Regions from separate parts of the Homo sapiens genome. Here region 2 is linked to region 1. A link is a loop called in an ENCODE intact Hi-C map of the cell type or tissue named here. Cell type or tissue: pancreas. All regions are shown on one strand.

Region 1 (8,000 bases):
ACAGTATTCCCTCCAGAACCCTCTCCACCTCCCTCACTGTGTTTGTGCGGACGATGTAAAGGCTCATTTCCAAGGGCTTGCATCACACCTCTCCATCAAAAGCCTGGGAATAACCTGTCACGTGGGCCCGCACGGAATGAAATACATAGCTTAGAGTGCTTAACTTTTATTCTTAGAATTTCCCGCAGATTCAAGTTTACAGGCTGTACTGGAGACTGCCTTTTTGTTGGGTCCATGTGTCCCCTCTGCCATCCCATGCGACCCACGCTGGCCCAGGCCTGCAGAGTGCTCCTGTGCTCCATCGGAGACCCCAGTGACTTCCTGCCTTCACCTGGATGCTGCAAGTGCAAGGTCACTCACTGACCGGGCTTTGGGACGTTCCCTACAGCTCTCATCACCACTGAATTTGGGTGAAAGTTTGTGAACATTGTATCTTCCAGTGCCCCAGAGAAGCCCTCAGCCTACGTGTGGCCGGCCCACTTGTGAGGGCAAACGAAATGCTTCGGGTGGGGGGCACATGAGCAGGCTCACAGGGGCAGCCCCCGGCTGCCCACCGGAGGCTGCAGACAAGCAACTCTCTTTACTTATAAGCCCCCCTTGAGTTCCCGGAGCTTGGAGAGGATTCTTTCTGCAAGATGGGGGCTTCACATGGTCTCAGGAGGCATGGTCTGCAGCCTGCTGGGACCGACTTTTCCTCAGCTCCAAGCACCCTCTCCCCTCCAGGGCCGAAGCTAAGGCCCCCTGATAGCGTTGCTCCAAGATACCCAGCCCTGGAGCCCTGCAGGGAGGGGTCAGGCCTGCTGGGACCATGGCACCCCGTCTTTAGAGGCAGCTTCCTTCAGTACTTCCTCCTCGTGTTTTAGGTAGCTTTTCTCTCTTCTTTTTTCTCTTCGTTCTTTTCTGCCTTGCTGCTGGATGATGCCGGGGCACATTTAGCAGACTTCATATATCAAGGACATTACCAAATGGAAGGGGCAGGCTGCTGCGTCCCGGAGAGAGGGCGTGGCGTGTGGCGTCGTGGAGACGTCCTGAAGAGAGGGCGTGGCAAGGGGTGCTTCCAGCGCATTGGGATGAAATGGGGTTATTGATTTGTTATTATTATTCCTGAAGCGTGAGGTAAACCACCCCATTGAGTATACATTGAGAAATTAGTGGCTCAGTCTAATGTTCTACAATTTCTGATCTATTTTCATGAGCTCCTGGGAAGTCACAAACAGCCAGAGACTGGAGACGTTTTGAGGTAGTACGACATAGACCCAAATCCACACATTGAAGTTGGGAAAGTTACTCGGAGTTTTGGAAATCCCACGCCAGGCTCTCCGTTCTGAATGGAAGGGTGTGGCCTGTCCGCTGTTCTTGAAACCTCTCTCTGGATCAAGTGAAAACCTGGGCCTTAATGAGAAAGCCAGTGAGCAGAAGGGAAGCAACATTCGAAGAGGCGGGTCTGTGACGCATGTAGTGGCAAATACGTGTGGTCGCAGGTTCGCAAATGTGGCCGAGTTCAGACACGCCTTCGGACTTTGCTGGGCTGCGAGACGGTTCAGGCAGCGTCCGCAGGATGGTCCTGTGACTGCAGGTTTTTCTTCAACATAAGACTTCACACTGCTGCCTCTTCTTTATTGGGTGTCTTTTAAGAGCTAGGAACTCTTATAAAGTTATCTAATGAATACATGTAAATTTCTTCAAGGCAGGCAGTAATGCCCCATTGAATAGTTGAAGAAACAAAGGTTGCGGAAGGGACAACCCCTCGAGTCCCCTTCAGGCCCCTCTGATTTCTCTCTTCCACACGCTGAAGGAAGGCATGGTTGAGAGATAAATTCTGCTAATTAAACACTCATTGAAAAAGATCCATTCACAATTACCTAACACTTCCTATGGAAATAATCAAGGCTGTGTGCGATACGTGTGGAAAAATAATCACTGCCATTATTCATGACAATCAAAAAGGGAGAGCCACCGAATCACACGACCATGCAGGCTCATCCTCAACGGTGAATTCTACATGGCCACTTAAAACGCTGTTTCAGAAGAGCTAGTGACGTGGGAAAACGGTTCCTAATATTTTGCTAAGTTAAGAAGCAGACTACAAAAGAGTTTACCGTAATAGCTGGATCAGTTTTCTATTTCTGCCGGAACAAATTACTGCAAACTTATACAACATAAATGTATTATCTTGCAGATCTGTAGGTCAGAAGTCTACTGTGGATCTCACCAGACTAAAATCAAGGTGTTGACAGGGCTGCCATCCCCCAGAGTCTCTAGGCGGGGCTCTGATTCCTGCTCGTTTGGATCTTACGCAGAATCCAGCTTCTTGCGATTGTGGGGCTGAGATCCCTGTTTCCCTGCTGGCTGCACCTTTCGAGGCTGTGGCTTCCTTAGCTCAGGTCCCCTTCCTACATCTTCAAAGCCAGCAGTGATGGGTCGAGTCCCCCTCACACTGTGACTCTCTTCTTCTTCCATTTACTTTCTCTGACCCACTCTTCTGCTTTTAAGGACTCATGTGATTACAGTGGGCCCACCCTGATAATCCAGGATAACCTACCTGTATTAGTCTGTTCTCATGCTGCTAATAAAGGCATACCCGAGGGTGGGTAATTTATAAAGGAAAGAGGTTTAATGGACTCAGTTCCACATGGCTTGGGAGGCCTCGCAATCATGGTGGAAGGCAGATGAGGAGCAAAGTCACATCTTACGTGGCGGCACGCAAAGAGTCTGTGCAGGGGAACTCCCCTTTACAAAACCATCAGATCTCGTGAGACTTATTCACAGCATGGGAAAGACCCACCCCCATGATTCAATTACCTCCCACCAGATCTGTCCCGACACATGGGAATTAGAGGAGCTACAATTCAAGATGAGATTTGGGTGGGGACACAGCCAAGTCAAATCATTACCTATCTCAAGGACCTTGAATGTAATCACATTTACGAAGTTCCCTTTGCCATATGAGGTAACCTGTTTACAGGTTCTAAGGATTAGGATGGTAGACATCTTTTGGGGGAGATTGTTCTGCCTACCACACAAGTCAATATTTATTGAGCACTTACTATGTACCAGGCACTGTTCTGAGCACTTTTCACAGAGTAACACATTCAGTCTTCACTCCCACCATGTAATAAGACCCTATTACAATCCTTATTTTATAAGCCAGGAAACAGATACACAGAGAAGTTAGGTAACCAGCTTATGTGGTTTGAATCTGTGTCCCTGTCATGGTGGTGGATTTCTCATGGTTTGGCACCAATTCCTTGGTGCTTTGCTTGAGACAGTGAGTGAGTTTTCTTGAGATCTGGTTGTTTACGGCACCTACCCCACCTTCCTCCTGCTCCTGCCGTTTGAGACTCCTTGCTCCCCCTTTGCCTTCCACCATGATTGAAAGCTTCCTGAGGCCTCCCCAGAAGCAGAAGCTGCTATGCTTCCTGTATAGCTTGCAGTACCTCAAGCCAATTAAACCACTTTTCTGATAAATTACCGAGTCTCAGGCATTTCTTTCTAGCAATGTGAGAATGGACTAATACACTTGTCCAAGGTCACAAAGCTCTGAGGCAACTGAGTTGGGAAACAGATGCTCTTAACAAGTATATGTATATATAAAATATATTGTATCAATCTAAGTATTCAATATATATGCCTAGGAAGAAGTTGGAAGTATATTTGTCAACATGTTAAGTGGGGCTATCTCTGATAGTGGAATTCCATGGTTAGCATGAAGTGCAGTTTTTGTGTGTGTATGCCCCTGTGTGCTTTTCTTGTTTTCCAAGTTTTCAGCAAGAGTATTTCAATAAAGTGAATTAGAATAAAAGGTTATTAAAATCATTAAATGAAAAGAGCAAGGAAAGTTACCCCTCCTCTGTCCTCCAGGGTGATGTGAACCCTGGTCTCTTTTCAGGCACTGGAGTCTTAACGTCAAGTCACCAGCAGACGGCGCTGCCCTCAAGCTTTTTGGGTGAGCTTTGCCCTGCAGTTTACGCCGGACTCAGCTTGCCTTGTGCAAGATTTGTGGCCCTGGATTACGGGCCTTGGCCTGTCTGGGTACCAAACTGCTGAGAGCCTAGGAAAGACCCAGCACCATCGGCTGCATCCCCAAATCCACCCAGCACTGCCCCAAAAGAACCCTACACAGAACTGCAAAATGCTGCTGGTTTTGGCTGGGAACAGTTTGATGGGGGAGGGAAAAATTATTCAGGACAAATGAGACCATATGAAAATGACAGAAATGGAGTGAAGAGTCGGGGAAGGTGTTCATAAATAATTATTTTGTGTGTGTCCTCATTTTGGGATAGTTCCCAGTTTTGTCCCTTGGTCCTTGGCTTCAAAGTGGACCAGTGAAGTGAGCCCATTTATTGAAAGATTGAAGAGCCGGGTGCAGCCCACGCTATCCACCCACATCCTTGCCCACACCCCAGCCCCAGGACAAAGATGCCTAGAAACCCCCAGGACCTCTGTCCATGGTTTCAGTATCTGGAGCCGTTCCCTGCCTGAAAGACTTGATACTGCAGCTGCAAGGGTGTTTAGTGTCAGGTTTGGCTTTAAGTCAAACACATATCACTATAGCTATTGCTTTGTAGATAAAATCATCTCATTTTTCGTTATGGCTGGCATTTGGGTCTCTGGATTTGATGTCCAAATTTATGCAAACAAAAGACATGCTTCCTTCATGGAGAAAATAGAAAAAAGTTCTAGCTGAGGAACAAAGAGAGAAATAACAAGAAAAACCCTTGGCACATTTCTCTGTCTGTTGGAAGTCAAGAAATCGGCATTTCTCACTGATATAGGTATTTTTTCCCTAATCTCCAACTAAGACTTCCCCTCCTGAATAGTGCCACGCTGTCCCTAATCTGCCACCTTAGTATCTGGTGATGGAAAAAGGAATTATAGCAGGTCACCCTTTGAAGAGGCTATTCTCTGGACATATTTAAATTGCCTTTTTCCACTGCTCTGATTACGCCCCCAAAATTGGCCCAAATTGGCCTTAAAACACGGGAACTTCAGGCGAGGCGCAGTGGCTCATGCCTGTAATCCTAGCACTTTGGAGGCCGAGGCGGGTGGATCACGAGGTCAGGAGGTCGAGACCATCCTGGCTAACACGGTGAAACCCCCCCTCTCTACTAAAAATACAAAAAAACTAGCCGGGTGTGGTGGCGGGCGCCTGTAGTCCCAGCTACTCGGGAAGCTGAAGCAGGAGAATGGCGTGAACCCGGGAGGCGGAGCTTGCAACGAGTCAAGATGGCGCCACTGCACTCCAGCCTGGGTGACAGAGCAAGACTCCATCTCAAAAACAAACAAACAAACAACAATAACAACAGCAGCAAAAACAAGGGCATTTCACTGGCACTCAAGAGCCTGAGGTTGTAGAATAAGAAAATGCCTTTTCATCATTAAGGAGAATCTCCAGTGCTCTGTCAAGGAACTCCGGTTCTGCACCCTCAGATATATCGTGGTATAGAGTGCTAAAGCTTAAAGCATTTATCTGATCCAATTCCTTTGCTTTATGGATGAGAAAAATGAGAGGCGAAGAGATCAGACGACTTCCCCAAGAAGTCACACAGATCTCATCCCTCCCCGACTTCTGTCCACAGGGATGGAATTCCAACGAAGGGAACAGGATTCTAAAATATTCTACTGGTGCTCTGGGAGTGGGGAGCAGGAGCACTAAGGAGAGAGGCCAAGCTGGGGCTTCTATGGGGTGGAGGGCACCGGGCTTGGGGAGGGCTCTGCTGGGTGTGTGGGTACTTACTCCTCCTCCGTGTTGTTGCTGGTGTTAGTGTTGCATTTGGCCAGGGGCCAGGCGCTGCGGGAAGGTAGAGAGAACATCAAGGGTCTGAACTCTGTTTCCATTCCTTGGGGCCATTTCACCAGGGGATTACCATGCCCCACCCCCCAATCCCTATCCCACTGCTTCCAGCCTTTGCACTCACAGCTTGAAGAATACGGGGTGGTATTGTCAAGGCCAAAATGCTTTGTGATTAGTTACCTCGGGTAAAAGCCTTGGGGGAAGAGAGAGTGAACATGGCTAAACTGAGGCTTCTGAAGAAAAGATTCAGCCGTTTGACTCCTTCCAGCTTCCCTGCCTCAAATTCCACTCAATTTCCTTCCATTCCACCCTGGATGGGGCCACGTGCCAGGCACTAAGAGGGGCACAGAAATGGACCCTGCGTGGCCTCTGCCCTCAGTGCTTCCATGCCTCTGTGGTGGAGGAGGTCTTGCACCTTCTGCCCCAGGATGGACGCAGCCTGCAGCAGCAACAGCGACTTGCTCCCTCAGCTGCGAAGGCCTCTTCCAATTAGCAGGGCAAGTAATTGAGCATAGGTGGGATTGTTGCTGTTTTCAGTTTCTCCTCCTCTTGTCCTCTCCTATCTCCCCAAATTTTACGACTCCAGGGCCTGACACCCCTGATCTATGTGAGAATCTGGTTGAAGGTAGGGGCTGGTTTTGCACAAACTGGATATTTATTTAAAGTTGAATTTTGCAGTACTTCATGATGTTCTATAGGAAAAGGTATTATCTCTGACCGCCAGAACACATTTTCAACATGGCTGGGTTAAAAAAGCCATGCGGCCTCGCAGGGCACTGCAGACCCCTCATAGGAGACCACGGGAACTGGAGCCTGAGGCAGGCGACACCCCCACCTGACTCCCGGGGCACCTCTTCCACGATGCTTGATGTCCAGCCAAATAAATGCCATTATGATGACTTCAGCTCATCCTGCCCAAATCTCCCTCTCTCCGTCTAAGATATGGCCATAACCGCTTGTTTCTAGATTGGTTCTGCTCATCTGAAAATCTCCCAGGAACTGGAACCGCCGTGGGATTGTGAAGGAGGGAAGGTTCAGCTCCGTGGGGGATGCAGTGGCTGTGTTCACCATGCCTCTGTGCCCGTAACCCCACAAAGCCAAGCCCACACAGGAGAACTAGGACCTGTCTGTGTATATACTTGGCTTTGCAGTGGAGACTTTGCCTCCAGAAAAATTCAAAATCCTCACCCCCAGGAAGACTTGCTGATTGACCAACACTATCCGCACCATCGCATCCATCTTCCCATGCTGACCCTGCCCGCGAGTGATCCATCAGATGTCTGTGAGGTGGTCGGGGCCTGCCCTGGATATGGTCCTAGCTCAACCCTCCATTTGTCTGGTCCCATCGGGAAATGGACAGAGAGTCTAACATTCATCTCTAAGGATGTAGGAAGGTAATTTGATCAATTTAAATAAGGAAGTCTTTGCTTGCCCAAAAGGAATTAGACCAGTCTGGCTGGCTTGCTGAGAAACTTCTTTTTCCCCCCTCCCTCTTCCTCTTTCCCCACTTTGTCCTCTTTCTTATCTGCCTGCCTCCTTATCTTTCTGTCTCATGGTGTCCCTCGAGGATACTGGATGCCCAGTCCTGGGAACCTGGGACCTCCCTGCACTTGTCTGGGCCAGCGCCCAGGCCTTCCCCAGCCTCCTTCCCCCAGCCCAGGAAACCCAAGCGTTTGCAGTCCAAGCTCGTGTGAAAACTCTGGCCTTCCCATCTCAGTCAGGGATTCTCACACCTTTCCCCGGGTCTCCTAAAGCAGTCACTGGCAAGACATGGCCTTGAACTCTCATATTCCATCTTAAAAATGCCCGTGCCGTTCGCCATCCCCTGCATCATCTATGACATACAAATACCCACTGCCACTCCCCATACAAATATGGAATGAAAATGGACGTTCCCGAAAGAGCCACTGGGTTTCCCCTGAGACTTCATCACCTTCACACACCAGAAACCCTCATATGACCATTTGAGAAGCTCCAAACCTGAACCCATCTTCTCCTCATTGACATACAGATAGCTTTTTCTCTAGCAAATTATATAGGGACTGTCTGTTCTGCAGCCATCATGCTTATTTGATCCCCTTTTCCCACCCCCCAGAAAATAGGTTCTGGGTGAGAAGCCACCTGTTTGGGAGGCCGAGGGGAGGTCAGCTTCCCCTCAACGTCTTGCCTCTCCTCCCTTCCAGACAGACCTAAGTGTCCTAAAGAG
Region 2 (8,000 bases), 640 kb after region 1:
GGGATTATTCTTTACCCCAATGAACAGACTTTGCAGCTGTGTCACCTTCCCTGGATCCTTCCCTGTTATTCTCTGTTCTCTTTTTCAGACCATGGAGAAGCTCTCCTCCCTCTGGCCCATGAAACCTTTCAGGAATTTGATGGATCAGCTATCACATTCCCCTGGCCCCATCCCCAGTTTGCTTTCCTCCATGGAAGGAAGTAATATTTAATAAGCAGCTACTAAGTGCTAAACTAATGCATTGTTTCACTTCACATCACTACTCAGAAAGGTAAACACAGTTATTATCACCATGTGACAAATGAGAAGACTGAAGCTCCCCAAGGTTAAGTAACCTCCCTGAGGTCTCACAGCCAGACTGCAGAGTCCAGGGCCTTGTCATATTATACCGAGCTAATCTGCCAGTTTTGGTTTTTTTCACTTCGTCCACCAGAACAAAATTTTGAGTTTATTTAGCGTGTCTACAGGGTAGAGGCCATTCTCCCAGCTCTCTGAGGAAGAAGGTGTCCAGGGAATGCAGAGCTAGCAATGAGTCAGAGCTGAGGGGAGCACCGGGCCAGGGCCTGCCGAGGAGCGGGGAGTGGATAGGGTTTCGCTGGGTTCAAATTCTCCCTCCTAGCTGTGTGGACTGGGGCAAGTCAGGCCACCTCCCTGAACTTCCGGTGCCTCATCTGTGAAATGTTTACAGATGGTGAAATTGGACTTTCATTCAAGATGGCAGACCAAGTACACATAGAAACCATTCTTCAAACACTTAGCAATGACAGGAAAATACCAGGTATACAAGAGACCACTGCAGAGATGCCCAGAGACAAGGGTTGAAGCCCCCCACCACCTACCCATTAGGAGGCTAGTACCAATGCAGGGCCCCCTAATGTATGAAGCCAAGAGCACAGGCTCTCATATACAGCCCTTACAAGATACACATGCAAGAAATATTCTGAAGAGACAATGGATTCACAACCACTTCATGAAATTTCCACAAACTCCCCAACTGGAAGAATTTACGTCTGAGGAAATAGAGAATAATAGTGCAACCTTAAAAGAATTTTGCAATAAATATATTAAAAACTCAAAGAGATAAAGAAGGGAATAACAGCCATAAACAAGAACAGGAGGCCGGGTGCAGTGGCTCATGCCTGTAATCTCAACACTTTGGGAGGCCGAGGCGGGTGGATCACCTGAGATCAGGAGTTCAAGACCAGCCTGACCAATATGGTGAAACCCTATCTCTACTAAAAATACAAAAATTAGCTGGGCATGGTGGCGGGTGCCTGTAGTCCCAGCTACTCAGGAGGCTGAGGCAGGAGAATCGCTTGAACCCGGAACGTGGAGATTGCAGTGAGCCAAGATCGCGCCATTGCACTCCAGCCTGGGCAACAAGAGCAAAACTTTATCTCAAAGAAAAGAAAGAACAGGAGACTATGAGACAAAAGCAGGCAGATATAAGAAAGAACCAGGAGCTCATATGTGAAAAGTTTCATTGCTAGAATAAAAACTCCACAGAAGCGGAAGTGGAGAGCCAGAGGTGGGAGGGATTTAACAAGGCCACATGGGATTTTAGTGGCAGCCACGGAGCCAGAACCAAGGCCTAACTCAGGAGTTTGGTTCCGAGGAGGATGAATGTATGTGCTTTCTTCTCCCTTTTTTTCTTTCCCATTTCTCTCCCTGAAGTATAAGGTTGGTGCTGAGCTGAACACCACAGCCCCTTCCTAGATGAGAAACAGGGCTTCCATGCCTTGATTGGGCAGGGTGGGACAAAGAGTTTTGCCTCAAGATGGAGAGCTAACAACCTCTGTCCTCTAGAACATGAATTAAACAGAACCTTAATGTCTACAGAGGAGTTTGTTAAATGAAGCCCAGAAAAGCTGCCAATAGAGTTGCCTCTTACATATTGGCCTTGGGATAGTGGGCATGTTGGGTCTGTAAACCAAGTCCTCAGAGCCTTGGTTTCCTCAACTGTAAAATGGGTTCAAGAGTCCCCACCCCAGGCAGATGTTTTGAGAATTAAACAGGAAGTTGTGTGTTCGAGGCACCCAGCACATCAGAATTGCCTCCCACAAATACCTTCCTGGGGCTTCACAGCCCTCTAATTTGAGCTCAGAGATACCTCAGACAAGGACAAAGCTACAGGCACATGGGACCCCAGCCTCCAACAGAGAAGAGAGAAATTTGAAACCCTGAAGGGACAAAAGGTGAATGGAAGCAGAACAGGAAACTGATTCACCATATCCTCACCCATGTGGCCACAGGGCAGCCTACGCCCTTGGCCTTTTGCTCAGAGCAGAGGATGGGGCCTGAGAAGGTGCGAGCTCTGTGCTGGGCATGAGGCCATGAGACGTTCACAGCAAGAGGTGGCATCTGTCAAGCTGGCGCACATCTGAAAACACTGCTCAACTTCGCCACTTACAAGAGAAATGCTAATTTGTCTTAATTTACACAATAAGATATTTTTCCCATCTAAAATTAAAAAATGTTTTTAAAATGGTAAAACCCAATGCTAGGAAGCCGTGGACCTGGTAGATGGAGATGTTAGTTGCTTCCTGGCCAAGGAGTCAGGAAATATGAAACAAAGAGGATGTTACTGACCTCCCATCTTGATCACCGCACCAGGCCTTGCGTTTTCTTCCCATTTCCAAACTCAGCCTTCCAGCCCCGCCAAAACCTCTCTTTGTTTCCAGAAGGACATTCTCTCCCACTACACACTATTCCTGCTCCCTGGGATACTTTCTTTACGGTCCCCAACCAAATGTCACTCACCCTTCAGAACTCAGCTAAGGCGTTCCCTCCTACAGGAAGCCCACCAGATTGGCCCCTCTCAGCTGGCTCAGGAGCTTCTCTGGACCTCCAGGGCCCAGTGGGCTGCCACCATGCCAGTGGTTATCACCCTGAGCCTGTGTGCCTCATGACACACGTCTGGAATAGGCACATGATCAATAGAGGAGGAGTGAGATATTTGGAGAAGAGGTGTGCTCTGTATGGTCTTGGAACGGTAAAGGGAATGGGGGTCAAGGTTGGTGTCAGCAGCTGGAAAACCTTTCTAAGAATTGTAACTCACTTACCAGCCCAGGCTGCGTTGAGAGGTAATGGATGAGCTGCCCATCACAGGAGGTGTGCAAGCAGTGATCAGAAACTGCGTCCCTCAGCCCCTCTCCTCCATACCCAGGGAGCCTGGGCGGGGAGCTTTCCTAGCGGACATCACCCGGGAGGGAACGGGGAGCTTTCCTCGGGGACATCACCTGGGGGGGACGGGGAGCTTTCCTAGCGGACATCACCCGGGAGGGGACGGGGAGCTTTCCTAGGGGACATCACCCCGGGGGACGGGGAGCTTTCCTAGGGGACATCACCGGTGGGGACGGGGAGAGCTTTCCAGGCAGCGGCAGCGGTGAATGCAGAGGCCCAGAGGGGAGTCCGCGTGGGCGCTGGAAACCCTGGAGGAGGGTGAAGGGGCTTGGTCAGAGCCGCCAAGAGAAAAGATCCTGCAAGCACCTTCCAGGGGACTGTTGGGAAAAAGCTGAGTGTTGGGAGGGAAACTGAGATGGGGCTTGCATGACTGAAATAATGGCCTCTGGAACGTGTCTAGACTTGCTGGCTCCTTGCTTCTAGCCTTCCTAGGCTCCTAGATCGATTGTATTCCCATTATCTCAAGTAGCAGAACATGTTCCGTAGAAAAGCTAAACCATCACAGCTGTAAATCATGTGCTTAATGCAACGTGTCCTTTTGACAGCCACATTCTCACCACCTGTTTCTTTGTTGGATTACAAATAAATACCGTGGGCTCCCAGAGCTCAGGGTCTTCGCAGCCTCCATGATGGCGATGACCCCCTGGTGTCCCACTTTTATCTCTCAAACTGTCTTTTTCTCAATCCTTTGACTCTGCCGGACTTTGTCACCCCCACGACCTGGTGTTGGGTCTGATCACCCCAACAGGGGACAGGAATGGGGACCTGGAGGTGAGGGCCTGAGGTCGTGCTGCTAGCGGAAAAGGAGACGTGCAGAGGTGAAGCAGGCAGTGAGGGCGGGATTGACCCCAGCTGGCCTCGGCCTCTGGAAACATCGCCACCTGGAGAGTGCTCTGCGGAACTGCACCCTCTTTCGTTGGTTCCTCAGCGGACATCTCTGGTGGGTCTGTTAGCGTTCCCAATGTACTTGACACCCATTTTTTAATGCCTCCTTCTTATAAAATAAGATTACTTTCATCAATAATGATGACATGAAACATAATGATGACCAAAAGGCAATGAAAGCCACAATTCATTTACTGTCTGATATATTTTACATAATGTAAGTCGTTCAGCGACTCACAAATGAATTTTAATAAAACTGAACTACCTGCAAACCACGATTTAAGAAACCACTAAATTGATGCAATTTGTCTTAATTCGTTCATTAGCTTTTAAAACAATTAATTTAAAAACAATGTTTGCATTTTGGTATTTTTCAGATTCAAATTCAGTAATACGGTTCATACGGGAGCTAATACGTGCATCTACCAATGAAAAGCATTGTATCTCATGATTTGCAAGGCACCCCTGGGGGGGTGAAGACCCCAGCTGGATGGGGGAGGGGGGGTTAGCGTTTGTTAAAATAGCTCCAGGTGATCCTAACGTGCACCTGGCATGGGGCACACTCATCTCCACACAGGGGAGCTGGGCTCAGCCAGGCACGCAGCCCTTGGGCCCACACCCGCCTGGCCTCAGGTTCCCCACTCCACCCCAGCCGCTCACTCACATGAAGGTGTCCCTAGGGTGGAGAGTGGGACCCAGCCCCATCTTCCCAGGGGTCACTTCCAGGCTCAGTCCACACAAGAACAGTCACCTCCATGCACTTTTCATAACCCACCCCTCCCCTGACACCTACCCTCACCCCGGAAAAGATGAGGGCGCTCAGACAAGAGGGAAGCTGGGTTTATTCTGGTGATCTACGCCTGACCACCTGAGGATGCCCAGGCTCCAATGTCAGGGCCCAGGGGAAGGCATCCGTGTAAGCAATGCCCTCAGCTCAGGGCCCTCCGGGAGCCACCAGCCCAGGACAGGCTGCACAGCCGCACCCTCCCGGACCTCCCTGCTCCCCAGCCAGAGAGGACAGGGGGCCAGGCAGGCAATGCAAGGCCGGTGTGGCCTGAGACACCCCCTACCACAGCCCAGCTGTGTGTGGAGACAACCAAGCAGGGCTCAGCCAGACTGCAGGACCTGGGGTGGGGCTGAGGGTGGGGAAGAGCCGGCGTGGAGGGCTCCCCTGGGCAGCGGGAGCTCAGGCACAGGCAGCCTCAGCCTTCTGTGTGCTGCCTGGGGGCCCTTCCACCTTGCTGGCCAGGCTGTAGTAACAGGCTCGCATGCGCTGCTCCACGGTCAGGAAGTCGGGGCGATCCTCCCACCTGTGGGGCGTGGGGTACATCCAGGCTGCTGACCACGCCCCCAGGACCCAGCTTCACCAGTGGGTGGGCATGCACTGTGCTTGGCTGAGGTAGACTTTTGGGGCTCAGAAAGTCAGCAGGGCTGTTGGGGTGGCGGGACATTGGGTGGTGGAGAGGACTCTGGGGTGTGAGAGCGTTGGGCAATGCCACACAGCCTAAGGAGGCAGAGCTGCCCACACACAGGGTGCTGGGATGACCCCTCTACCGAGCGTTGACCAGTGAGGACTCAGGGGACTGAGTGGACTTGGTGTCAGAGTGGCAACTATTGACCACGGGGACCTGGGATATAGAAAGCTGATGCTCTGTGCATGCACCTGGGGCCAGGGTATCAGTGTGCTGGGGCTTAGATGAGAGGGAGTGCAAGGCTGGTGATCAGCAGAAGCCTGGAGCATGGCAGTGGGTCTGGCCAGCGGGGAGCGGCAGTATTAACGGTACTGTGCATGGGGTATCCATGGACTGTGTTGGGGTGCTAGGTGCTAGCCTCTTTGGGTACTGGGGTGTGGTGCCCTGGGTGTTTCCTGATGGAGGTGGAATTAACACATGTCGCAGGAGGGTGGGCCAGCCAGAGAGGGTGTCTATCTGTTGGGCTGCTTGGGTGTTGGGGTGTCAGCATGCTAAGTGCTGGCCGGTGGGGGGTCATGCGTTACAGTGTCCACACATTGCATGGGCAGTCTAGGGCGTCCGCTTGTCTGGGGGTGTGTTGCCTGTTGTCTGATGGGAAGTTGGGATACTGATGGTGTTAGGAGTTGAGATGTCTGAAGGTTGGGCTTCAACCAGGCAGAGGTGGGGGCTGGAATAGATGAGTATTTGGTACCTCAGTGCTCACCTGTCTGGTAGTTGGGTGCTGTGTGCTGGCTGGTGGGGACTGGAGTGTTGGGTACTGGAGAATCATCTCATGCCCTGAGTGTCAGTGTCATAGGTTGAGTAGCAGAGTATGGACCTGTTTGCGTGTTGCAGGGTCCATGTGTTGAGTGATGGCTGAGGTTTTAGATGCTGAGGCACAGGCCCACAGGTGGGATGGCAGGGTGTGGCACACTGGAGCAGGACAGCAAACCCTGGTGTGTTGGAGAGCTGGGTGTGGGGGTAGGGGGCAGCTGCAAAGGCTATGAACTGGGTGAAGGGCTTTGGGTGAGATGACATTGGGTAGAGTTATATTGACATCAACTCATCGGGCACCAGGACTTTCCAGGGGTCAGCCCAGCCGGGTCCCCTCCCCACTGGCACTCACTTGTAGATCCAGCAGTCACTCATGAGTGCGTACAGTTCGGGTGGACACTCTGGTGGGCACTCCATCCGCTTGCCCTGCTCGATGAAGGCCATGACCTCCGGCCCTTTCATCTTCTGCTCAAGCCGGGGCAGAGACACCTGTGAGTGACCAGTGTCCTCCTCCTCATCCCCCTCCCCACCACACCGCCCACCTGCCTCTGCCCGCGCCTGCCTTGTAGGGCTTCTGGCCGTAGGACAAGGCCTCCCACATGGTGACCCCATAGCTCCAGACATCGCTGCGGCTGGAGAACTTGCGGAAGTTGATGCATTCGGGTGCGTACCACTTGAGCGGCCACTTCCCTGCTGAGCGGGCCTGGGGAGGGGGAGATGCTGCTGGATCAGGGGTCAGGGACCCTCTACCCACCCAGCCCATCCAGTCGGGCATCACAGGGGCAGAGGCTTACAGTGTAGTAGCTGTCGTCGGCACCCAGTGCTTTGGAGAGGCCAAAGTCGCTGATCTTGGCGTAGTGCCGGTTAACCAGCAGGACGTTGCGGGCCGCCAGGTCACGGTGCACAAAGTTCTTCTCCTCCAGGTACTTCATCCCCATGGACACCTGGTGCAGCAGCTCGGCCACATTGCTCACAGGGATCTCCTCCCTGGGGTGGCGGGGAAGGCGGGGTCAGCTGGGAGAAGACTAGCCAAGTTCCCAGGGGCAAAGCATGCTTCTCTGACCCAGCTGGGCATGAGCCAGGTGACCATGTGTTCAAAAACGCTTATTGAGCACCTGCTGTGTGCCAGGCGTGGGGCTGGGGACACAGCAGTGAACAAAACAGGCAAAACTCCTGCCTTCATCCAGTCTCAAGGCTTTAGGGATCACCCACACGCTACGACTCCCAAGTCTAGACCTATGCCTGCACCCTCGACGTGCTGAGGTCTCACAGGCATCTCAAAGATAATGTGGCCTGATTGTCCCCATCCCCATGTGCACACACATATGGCTCCTCCACTGTCCTCTCCAGCAGCTCCTCTTTCTCTCACACCCAATCCATCAGCAAACCCTGGCAGTTCTGGTGTCAGAATCTCTCCAGAATCCACCGCACTCCTCATCTCTGCCTCTGCCACCGGGAAGCAGCCGCAGCATCACTCACCTGGACCCCCAGGCAGGAATAGTCAGCTCCGCCCAGGCCCTCGCTCCCTCCTGTCTCCCACTGTCTTGTCCTCTCTGCCCCTGAGTCAGGTCCTCCCCCTCCTCTGCTCACAGCACCCCCTAGCTCCCACCCAACTCAGGGTAAAACTCCAAGTCCTCCTGGCAGCCCGCAAGGCCTGGCACGGTCTGCTCATCCCCTCCCTGCCCGCACCACACGAGGCACGGGACC

What was found. Peaks named below come from ENCODE experiments on the same cell type or tissue, not always from the same donor. Only the 100,000 strongest peaks of a DNase experiment are listed, where the experiment ranks them.
Region 2: it touches region 1 in a loop (2.9-fold over the local background); 13 of 110 quality-filtered maps call a loop at or near these places.

Annotation. Positions count from the first base shown.
Region 1 is chr2:98,381,179-98,389,178 of GRCh38, reverse strand. CNGA3 (cyclic nucleotide gated channel subunit alpha 3) reads right to left here. Exons shown (of 8, transcript NM_001298.3): 5 at 5,738-5,791. Among named protein-coding and RNA genes, the nearest start is that of CNGA3, 39 kb to the right of the region's middle. RefSeq lists a silencer at 894-1,081 and enhancers at 4,642-5,217, 5,218-5,795, 6,372-6,949. In pancreas, a CTCF peak has its summit at 3,892 (motif pointing right); a DNase peak (open chromatin) is centred at 3,948.
Region 2 is chr2:97,736,753-97,744,752 of GRCh38, reverse strand. ZAP70 (zeta chain of T cell receptor associated protein kinase 70) reads right to left here. Exons shown (of 14, transcript NM_001079.4): 11 at 7,088-7,280; 12 at 6,856-6,996; 13 at 6,646-6,758; 14 at 4,893-5,378. The coding sequence ends at 5,255. Among named protein-coding and RNA genes, the nearest start is that of ZAP70, 27 kb to the right of the region's middle. RefSeq lists an enhancer at 4,694-5,193. In pancreas, a CTCF peak has its summit at 4,074; DNase peaks (open chromatin) are centred at 4,022, 5,102, 6,962, 7,975 and 1 weaker place.